2 separate regions of the Homo sapiens genome follow, and region 2 is linked to region 1. Evidence: chromatin contacts called from ENCODE Hi-C data. All regions are on one chromosome and are shown on one strand. Each heading gives the region's core, a stretch centred on a gene start or an enhancer-like site at or near the end of the contact. The rest is flanking DNA. Distances are from core to core; before and after follow the strand shown.

The links. Hi-C counts contacts between places; a loop is a spot of excess contacts on that map. Pooled maps may share reads with other maps.
Region 2: a pooled map shows a loop between it and region 1 (2.3-fold over the local background). The contact joins two enhancer-like sites. A Hi-C loop is called at or near these places in 1 of 168 maps with a recorded cell type or tissue (esophagus muscularis mucosa), 1 of 37 single-sample maps with no recorded cell type and 4 of 50 pooled maps.

The regions. Positions count from the first base shown.
Region 1 is chr10:123,239,785-123,244,994 of GRCh38, forward strand. No RefSeq gene overlaps it. Among named protein-coding and RNA genes, the nearest start is that of BUB3, 88 kb to the left of the region's middle. Within about 2 kb of position 1,732, at least 3 of the 41 ENCODE cell types and tissues checked have a DNase peak (open chromatin) inside an H3K27ac peak, as active enhancers do.
Region 2 is chr10:123,396,157-123,400,899 of GRCh38, forward strand. All of the region lies in intron 6 of LINC02641 (long intergenic non-protein coding RNA 2641), which reads left to right. Among named protein-coding and RNA genes, the nearest start is that of LINC02641, 51 kb to the left of the region's middle. RefSeq lists an enhancer at 1,929-2,238. Within about 2 kb of position 2,160, at least 2 of the 41 ENCODE cell types and tissues checked have a DNase peak (open chromatin) inside an H3K27ac peak, as active enhancers do.

The DNA of each region.
Region 1 (5,210 bases), core at 482-2,981:
ATACTATGTGCCACATAGTACTAGGGGCAGCAGATTTAATTTAATAAGACATAATCTTTTCTCAAGGGAACTTGTGGTCTGGTCCGAGAGGCAACACACATAAGCATCTGCTATTTAAGAGAGTGGCAAGTGCTTATAAAGGAGCTCCCTGTAAATGAAGTTCAGGGAGGCTGTGGATGTTAATTCACTCAGCACATATTTGTTGAATGCCCCTCATGTACCAGGCTCAATGCTGGGCTCCAGGGATCTGGTGCTGGACTCACAGCTGAGAGAAGAGGCAGGGAAGTAAATAATTACAGAACAGACTGATCAATACTATAATAGAGGTACAGATTCAGTGCTCTGAGAAGTAACTATAGTAAGGTTCCTGGAAATCAAGGAAGGCCTCTCAAGGGAGGTGACCTTAGACTTCTGGTGTGAATAGATGTCTAGGAAAGGTGCTACCATAAAAACAACCACAGGAAAGAGAGAGGAGAGAAGAAAGAACCTTCTAAGTGAGTGAGCAGCAGTCCCAGAGTATGGAGGGAAGACTACATGTGTAATGTGGGAACTGTGCTGGCCTCGGGCGCAGGGGCTAAGCTGCCTAGAAGATGTTCTGATGGGCTCCTTTCCCCAGGATGCCTAGGAGGTACAGCCTTGGAAGCCCCCATGTTTCTGCGTCATCATCATCATCATCATCATCATCATCATCATCAAAGGCCAGAGAGAGGATCTCCAGGGGGATTTTGTGAATCCAAGTTCCACTGATCTCAACTGGAATAACTTTTGCTCTTGGTCCTTTGGATGGGCCACCTGGGATTTGTCTGGCTGTGTGTATCACCTGTGATTTTACACATCCATCAGTTAAATCAAAGATGCAGACACAAAGTCGAGAGCCAGGGCATGTTGGGTGGATTCATGACACTCTCTGGGGGACTCTGGGTACTTAAATGAATGAATGGATTTTGTTCAAGACATAAATATAATCTTTTCATCAGTGACAGCTATGCCTAGAATCTCTCACCAATGTGGGCTGGCTGGCTATTGAGCTGAATTGTTTTTGGAGAAACTTGCTGAGATATCGGAGGGTACCAGGGCAGCTTTGGGGCCTGGGAGGCTGGCTTGCTCACATGAACCCAAGGCTGGTGCTCTGGGCAGTAGATGGACAGGGCAGTGGGGAAAACTGACTCCATTTTAAGCCAAAGGTGAGCATAGCCTGAGCCTGTTTAATCAACAAATATTTATTCAGAACCTACTACATGCCAAGTTCTGATCCAGGTTCTGATGATACAAAGGTCGCTAAGACATGACCCAGCCCCCAAGGCACTTGCTATCTAAATGGCTACAATAATATGTAATATTGGAGGTCCTGGACTCTGAAACCATGCTCTTCCAAGTTCAAATCCTGGCCCTGTCATTTACTGTGTGATCTTAGGCAAATTACTGAACCTTTCTGTGTTCCAGTTTCTTCAGCTGCAAAGCAGGGACAATGATGGTAGGTTTGCTATGAGGATTAAATGAACTAATGTGTATGAACAGTTTGGCACAGGGCCTGTTTCATAGCTAGTGCTCACTAAGGGTCTAACGTTTCTATCTCAAGAAATAGAAGCTCCTGGGAACCATAAGAACTGTGATAGTGGTGTATATAAGATGCTAAGGGGCCATGAGGAGGAAGTGGTTAAGTAATTCTGTATGTCACTTACTCCTCATTAGCTTTTTTTCAGATGTGTTGATCTCTGCACCTGGAGGGTGGGGCTGTGCTCTCTGCTTTTCTGCTTGGGTACAGGTACGTCATAGGAACTGCCTGTTTGCTTATTGGTGGAGACCAATTTATTCCAGTTCAGTTACCATCGACACATATTTCCTGACAGTCCATACATTTGTTCATCAAATGTTAGTGTATCCTTCAGTGTCCCAGGCACTGGGGATGTTGAGATGAACTTTGTTTCACCTTTGATCTTCTTATGTTTAGTACAGGACCCAGACTTGACAACAGACTGCTGTAATGCAGGCTCATGACTGCTGTGGCTGTCTCTGGGCAGCAGTGTTACCACCAACAGCCCCAGCTATAACAGCTACTACTTATTACATTATGTGCTTACTGCGTGCCAGGCACTGTTCTGGGGGCTTCGTAGGCATGACTTCATTTTATCTGCACAGAAACCCTAGGATGTGGATACCACAATGATCCCCATTTACACCCCGGGAGTCTGAGGAGCTTGCACTGGCCTGTACCTCCTTCCTGCCCTGGCACCTCCTTCCTGCCCTGGGTTCTGTTCCTCAGATCCTGTGGCTCGGGCAACAGCAACACTTAGCCAGCACAACTGTATTTTGAAACATTCGTGATAATTTCCTGTTACCAAAAGAATGTGTGCTCACTGTAAAAAATAAACCAATACAGCAGGAAGTGATGTAAAAAATGAGCTCTCTTACCTACTCCTAGCTTTCTTACTCCTCAGTGATAACCAGTGGAATAATGTGGTCTCTACCTTAGAGATTTTTTTCTGTGCATTACAGGTGGGCACATGCATCCATATCATAGATGTGTTTACAGATGCTATTTTAAAATGTATTTACTTATTTTAAGCTGTGAGTGTGCTACATATACATTCCATAGTGATTCTATGGAAATTCATTGTACTTTACCTACTTTTTTATTGATAGATATTTGAGGTTGTTGACAATTTCTTTTTTCTTTTTTTTTTGCTATAACAACAAATGCTTCAATGAACTTTTTTGTATACTCTTGTAAGTTTTTTGTGAGATAAATTTCTAGAAGTGTAATTCCTGAATTGAAAGGTTTGTTTATTTCAAATTTTGTTTGATGTTATCAAATTTCCCTCCAAAAAGTTAGCACCAATTAATGCTAATTCAACAATACTATTGAATTTAAACATCAAGTTGGTTGGTGAGTTTGCATTCAGAAACGACGGTGAGCTTTCTCCTGTGGAGCTGGAGGGTAATGATTTAGGGAAAGGGAGAAGTGAGGAAAAGGTCTATGGGTTAAGTGGGGAAGGGCAGGAGTTAGGGAAAAGGCACCTCGTTCTTGAGACCTAGGACCAAGGGCATAGTCCTGATCTTGGAAGAAAAGTCGCCACCGTCCCCCATCATACAGTAGTTGGTGCTTCCAATTTCCAGTTTCATTCTTCTTAACAGTGGCATGGCTGGGTCTCCTCATTTGGATTCTGTTTTTATTTTAGCATGACCCTAAAACTGCCAACAAAATATCATTGTCTCAAGAAATGGATGTGAGCATCAGAAACAACTTTTATGCCACTCTTCAGATGCCAAGGATAATAATTCATTGGCTTCTCCAGCAGCTTGATGATCACATCCCTGCACGACGCACTTGGGGCTGCCAAGCCGTGGGACTGCTCTGTCAGTGTAGCCACGATTTAGTTTAAGAAGGGAAAGTGGACAGTGGAGGTAGGGGTGCTTCCTAGCATGGCTCTAGGAGAATGAGTGCTGACTACAGTCACATTCAATCTACAAATATGTGCTAAAAGGAAGGGGCAGGCAAGTGATCTTATGGCTGCCGAGCATCTAGAAGAAAATAAATCAGAAGGGACCCCAGCAGAGAACCTTCTACAAGCCACACCTAACTTAGGGTTTCCAAGTGTTCGGGGGGGCAGAATGAGCTAGAAAGTAATCTTGGAACCTCATTGTAGGGCATTTGTCTGGGGAATATTAATTCTTGTAAATCCACTGTGTAGCACACTACCTAAGATTCTTACCCCACCAGGAGGATTCAGGAATTCTCAACCAAGCAAGTTCACTGTCTTCATAAATCCTGGAGTTAAGGACTCTCTCCAGTGCAGCTATAATGGGAATGTTTCACACTGGCTCTTCCCTCACCACTGCAGTCACATTTTTGGTGCTCAGAATGGACAGAGACTAGAAAGCAGGATGCTGGTCCTGGTTGGATTCCATATGGGAAAGCTCTATGCTCATTTAAGATTTCATTTTATCATTGGGTATGACTCACAGTCCATAAGCTAAATATTATGATCTCCCTTTTACAGATGATGACACAGAGAAAACTTATTGAAGAGTGTCCCTTGAAAGATTCTTGTTTTCCATATCAAAGCCATCCTAAAGTGGGTTGTCAGGGCACATATTTGGAGTGGTTTTCTGTTTTTGTGCTCATCTGGATCTCCCACACATTTCTCCCCTGGTGACGAGGAGCCTCTGGGCTATCGTCCTGGACATTGGTGAGTCCAGCCACAGTGTGGTCTCAGTCCAGGGCCTGGGGTCTCCAGGCCTGGAACCAAAGGTTAATAGGTAGAAGGTGAGTCAGTACTGAGTCTCCTGCCTGACAGACTGGGAAACACATGCAGACACTAGTGTCCATTCCCTGGGCACTCTCACTGATTTTGATGAGTATTTACAGAACAGGCCTTGCTAAGCATGACTTACCTTTCTTAAATCACAAGTTTCCCTACGATTTTGTTATTTACCTCAGTTTGACCATAAAAACTGCAGACTAAATACTCTCCCAATGTACTGGTTATCTGTTGCTGCATAACTATACATATAGGCTTAAAACAATAATGAACGTTCTTTATGTCTCACAGTTTCTGTGGGTCAGGAATTTGGGAGCTGTTTGGCTGGGTGGTTCTGGCTCAGGGGCTCTCATGCGTTGCAGTAAAGAGGTCTGCTGGGGCTGCCATCATCTGGAGGCTCTACAGGGGCCCCACTTCCAAAATGGCTCACATGAGGTGGGCAAGATACTGCTGGCTGTTGGCAGGAGACCTCAGTTCCTCCCCAGGTGCACTTCTCCATAGGGCTGCTTAGTGTCCTCACAACATGGCACCCGAACTCTCCCAAAGTGAGTGAGCCAATTAAGGGCAAGGTGGAAGCCACCATGTCTTTTTTGGCCCAGACTTGAAAGTCACACACTATTGTTTTTGCAATATCCTATCAGTTACACAGGTCAGCTCCATTCAGTGTGGAAAAAGATTACATGAAGACACGACTACCAGGAGGTGGGAGTCACTGAGGACCACCTTGGAGGCTGGCTACCACACACCCAGGAAAGTGTATGCTTATCAATTCCACAAGAATCCAAACAAGAGGACTAAAGGGCATCTCATGACTTAAGAAAGGAAAGTGTCTTAGAGAGCAGGTAAAATGGCTTCTGTAGTACTTGCCACATGTGAAGTGATATGCAAATGCAGTGTAGCTCATGTGATAATGGCTATGAATGGCTAAAAGGGTGTGATATCCTGAGC
Region 2 (4,743 bases), core at 910-3,409, 160 kb after region 1:
TTCTGGATGTGTTGTCCACATATGCAGGTGGAACACGGGACTGTTATGTGGCTTCCCTGTCAGACACCTGAGCTGGCTGCCTGCATTTATCTGGTTCGACACCAGGTACTTTTCGACACCAGGTACTTCCCCCAAACACAAAGCTAGGCTGTTAATGACAGCATAAAGATGGCACAGGATGTGCATAATCCAACTGAGGCTATTACAAGAAAGAAAATTTGGTGAAAGATGCCCAATGCATTGGGAAAGATGAAATGCCTCTTTCCATACATATGAGTTTTATCCAGCTAGAAATAGACTGTTTAAATAACTTTCTTAATTAAATAAAGAGGATATTTTAAAGTTAGATCTGGAAAACCCTCATACCTCCAGCGCATGGTTTCAATGAAATATCCCTTAACATGAAAATATAGACAGTTAGTTTTTTCTTCCAAAGTGAAATGCTGAGAGGCTTCCATTCCTGGTTTATTATGCTTTCTGTATCTCTGCTCATTTTTCACCAGTATTGCATTAAGTATTGATATTGATTTCTTGTAAATGGAACTGAAATAGATGGCCCACAGTTTTTGTTATTGTTCGGTGGCACTTGTATGTAATTTATTATGGCTGTAATGGAGGCTGCCCCTCGCTGCCACGGCTTAAATTAAATGTGCCACACTCTGGCCTCTGCTTGTCACCGGCATCTCTCATTTGATAGCAAAAATTATTATGTATAAAGTTTCTCTTTCCTTCTCACCCCTTCCATAAGAAACAATAACTGTGCCCTTTGTATTGTTTTGAAAGTTTGTGTTGATGACGTCCATCATTAGTGAAAAATATGAAAGTAGGAAGGGAGAGGACAATTTCCTCCTGGCAGCTGGGTTCTGTTTGGTTTCTGGGAGGCCTGGCAGACAGGAGACCTGGAGTCCTGGCCTGGTTTTACTTCAACTCAATGGAGTGACCTTGGGCTAGTCCCCTTCTCCTTCTGACTGTGGTTTTGTGAAGATGCATCCATGGCTCACGTATGTGCAGGGCTCCAATGACAGCCCCTGCAGTCCAGGGCCAGGGAGCTAAGGTGCCCTTTGTCTGTGTGTTTTCCCTGTAGGGAGTGCCCCAGGATAAGCTGGTGAGATGGCAGGGTGGCACCTGAGTGGGCTTGGGCACCAGGCTGTCATGGCTGAGGACATCTGAAGGCAAAATTGCCTGGGGACAAGCAGCTTTGGGTGTCCCATCCAAGGTGCAGTGCAGGTCCACAGAGAGGAGGCACATCTTGAAGCCAGAGAGTGGCCCCCTCCACAACAGGAAAGGGCAAAGCAAGGACAAGGGGAAAGTGTCCTGGCAAAAAAACAAAAACAAAAACAAAACAAAAAAAACACACAACCCAAAACTGGAAATTCTCTTTCTCTTTCAGTTGAACCTCTTGGCTGGGCCAGTACCCGAAAAGCCACACCGAATAATCTTGGGGAATAGCTGTGCGACCATCCTTTCCCAGCATGCTCAGGATTCTGCAAATGTCCTCTGCCTTCTCTAAGGCCCCCATCTCCCTTTCAGGGTTCTGTAGCGTGTGTTCAACTTCTGGCCTGTGTCTTTCACTGTGTCGGGGTATTTTTAGGGGGATAGAATAGGGTGAGAAGCAACAGGAACTATCATGACTGGGGGGAATAGGCAGGCCCAGTATTAACGTGGCGTGTGTGTGTGTGTGTGTGTGTGTGTGTGTGTGTGTGTGTGTGTATTTGTGTGAATGTGTGCATGTGTGTGTTTGTGTTTGTGCATAGCACCTCAAGTGTAGGCATCTTTATTCCCAAGACAGCCCTTGCCAAAGACAGGGTCAAGTCACATGCTCTTAGACCTGATAATTCTGCTTATGTGATTTTCACTTCAAATGATTTCCTGTTAGGCATAAAGGTTTCTACTAAAGAAAAATTTAAGGTCCTCACACAAGCCACTTCTGCTCCTCCACTTCTTAAAGAACCAAGTTAGATTTTAGTGCATTCAGCATGGGGCAAAACAGTGTCTATTAATTAGACTTTCATTTCTATTGACAATGGGGCCTACAGGCCTTGCACTGAGGTGGACACAGACCTTTTGTGGTGCCCTGTTGATCCTGGTTCTGCTCGTGGAAAATTAGGCCTGATTGCCCTATGAAGGCCCCTTCTCTAGTTTCCCTCTCTCACCTGCTAAGTCTCCATTCTTCCTCTAACTGCTTTAAATAGGTCAGCTGAGTTTCATTCTTACAGTCATCAGGCCTTTGGTGAAGGCATCTGTGCTCTTGCTGAAGTCTGCAACATTTCCCAACATGCAGGCCAAGGGCCCTTCTCTTTCGGTCTGACCACTTGTCTGTTCATGCATGCATGCTTTCATTCATTCAGAAAATGTGTCAAGAAAAGAGCACATGATTTGGAGGCAGACGTAATTCAGTGGTGTGCCGGAGTGGGATATTTCCAGCTTGCAAAAGCGGATTGCTAAATTTGTAAGTGTTTTGCAGCTGGTTTTTAAACATATATTAAAAATGAAATTGTAGAAAATTGCAATTAAATAAATTATATCAAAAACAGAAAATAAATACTCAAAACTCATCATTTTCTAATTATTTTATAACATTGTATTACCATCTGTATCAGAGGTTTCCAAAGTTTTTCTATGAAAGTGCAGATAGTAAGTATTTTAGGCTTTCTTGTCTCTGACACACTATTCAGGTCTGCTGTTTTAAGGTAAAAGGAGCCACAGACAATGCATCAAAGAATGGGCATGGCTGTACTCCTGTAAAACTATTTATAAACATGTAGCACTAGATTTGGCCCATAGCCCAGGTCAAGTTTGCCAACTCTTGATCTATGCTTTTGAGGTTATTTATGTCTGTAATATCCTTCTGGTGGAAATACTGTATAATGGTTGCTCCCCAACTCTGCCTTCCATGAGCTCATGCTGGCAGCTTGGAATCAGCCATGGTGGGAGTATTTACACCACAGAAATTGGCAAACACTAACAATCAGTTCTCTTTTCCCAGAGAACTGGCTAAACATTCACGGGGACACCACTGGGTGCGTCTGAGTCTTGACTCCGTGTTATATTAGCTCTGTGGCCTTAGGCACATGATTTACTTTCTGAGCTTTAGTTACCTTCAATAAAGGCAGAGACTGTGCCTATCCCAGAGCACTGGCAGGGGCTGAAGTGACACAATGTGACCTAACGCGTGTAAAGCACACAGCCATGGGGCCTGGTTTAAGGGGGATTCACAGTTGAGACAAGAACTGGCTCTGGCCTCAGGAATTCTCAGGGTCCCGGAGGGAGAAGGTATAGCTCAACCATAGAACGTAAAAGAAAGAATCATAACCTGCAGTGGAAAGATCTGATCAGCCACTCTCCAACCTGGGGACTTCTGACAGCTGATTCTTGGGCCTCAGAGCTATGGTTTCAATCTCAACCACGACCCTCCAGGCAAGCCCTCTGCAACCCAGCTCCTGCCTCCACTTCCCACTGCTGACCCGACCACACACCCCGAGACCCTTCGCCCTTCCTGATGCACAGTCACGCCCTACAGTCCTTGTTCCCACTACCCCCCTCTTCCTGCGCCTCCCGTCCCTGCCCTTGTCTCTGGACTCAGCTCACAGGCAGCCTCCCTCCGTAGCTTCTCAGCCACTCCCAGATAGATCTCCCCATCTACAGGCTTCTATATCCTTGAGAGGGGATTCCAGCTCTTCCCCGTGGCCTGTGAGGCCCTGCACGCTCTGGACCCCTAGGAATGAATCATGTTTGGTATTTTCTATATTTTATGATGCTTTGACATCTTGGGGACCTTACTGGCCAGAAAGCAAATTGCCTGCAAGCCCACCACCACTCACATGTAACCAACCAGTCCAGGGCCCATTCTCCACTCACCTTCTCTATCTCACTCACACACTAACCAATATTTCCCCTGCCCTAAACCACCCCTGAACCAGATACCGAGCATCTAGAGACCACCCCAGAGTCCAGAGGTCCCCCAACACGATTCAGACTAGCTGGTCCTGGGCTGTTTCCTCTGCCTGGCCTGGCCTTTCCTGAGGAAACCACAATGAGGGCTCTGCTGGCCTAGGCTTCTGCCTCACTCTTTGTGTCTTGGCCCTGTCCAGTCCTTCACCTCGTGGTTCTCTCTCTTGTCACTCAATTGCCTCTATAAATTAAATCTGGGGTACAATCCTGAGACACCCTCCATCATCTCCCCAGCCTCCTCTCCTAACCTGCCCCCTGCACTTCATTCCAGATGCACTGGTGGCATGCCACCCCTCAGGCGTGCTGCACTTGGGCCTGCCCCAGGGCCCTTGCACTTGCCTTTCCCTCTGCCTGCACTGCTCCACCCCCAGGTATTCTCACAACTCAGCCCCTCACTATGGAAAGACTTTGTCTTGTCGGTGCTTTGTCAGAAGACAGCCCATGTTCTCTAATAAAAAACCCATTCTACTACCACACTCACCTGGCACTCCCTATTCGATAACCTGCTTTGTTTCTCAATCTCCTACCAACACCTGGCATCAGACACATTTGTTTATTTCTGCCCCTTCTTCTTGAGTACAAGCCCCATGAAGGCAGGAATAGGCTTGTTGAGCTCACGGCTGCATCCCTAGGACTTAGAGCCATGCCCAGGGTGGAGTAGGGGCTCAGGGAGTATTTGGTGCCTCCACTGGGGAGGGGAAGGCACCTCTGCACACCTTCAAGCCAGTACTGATCACCTGCTCTCAGTCATGGTTTGTTGGTGCCCCCTCTGGGGCAGGGACTGGGCCCCTT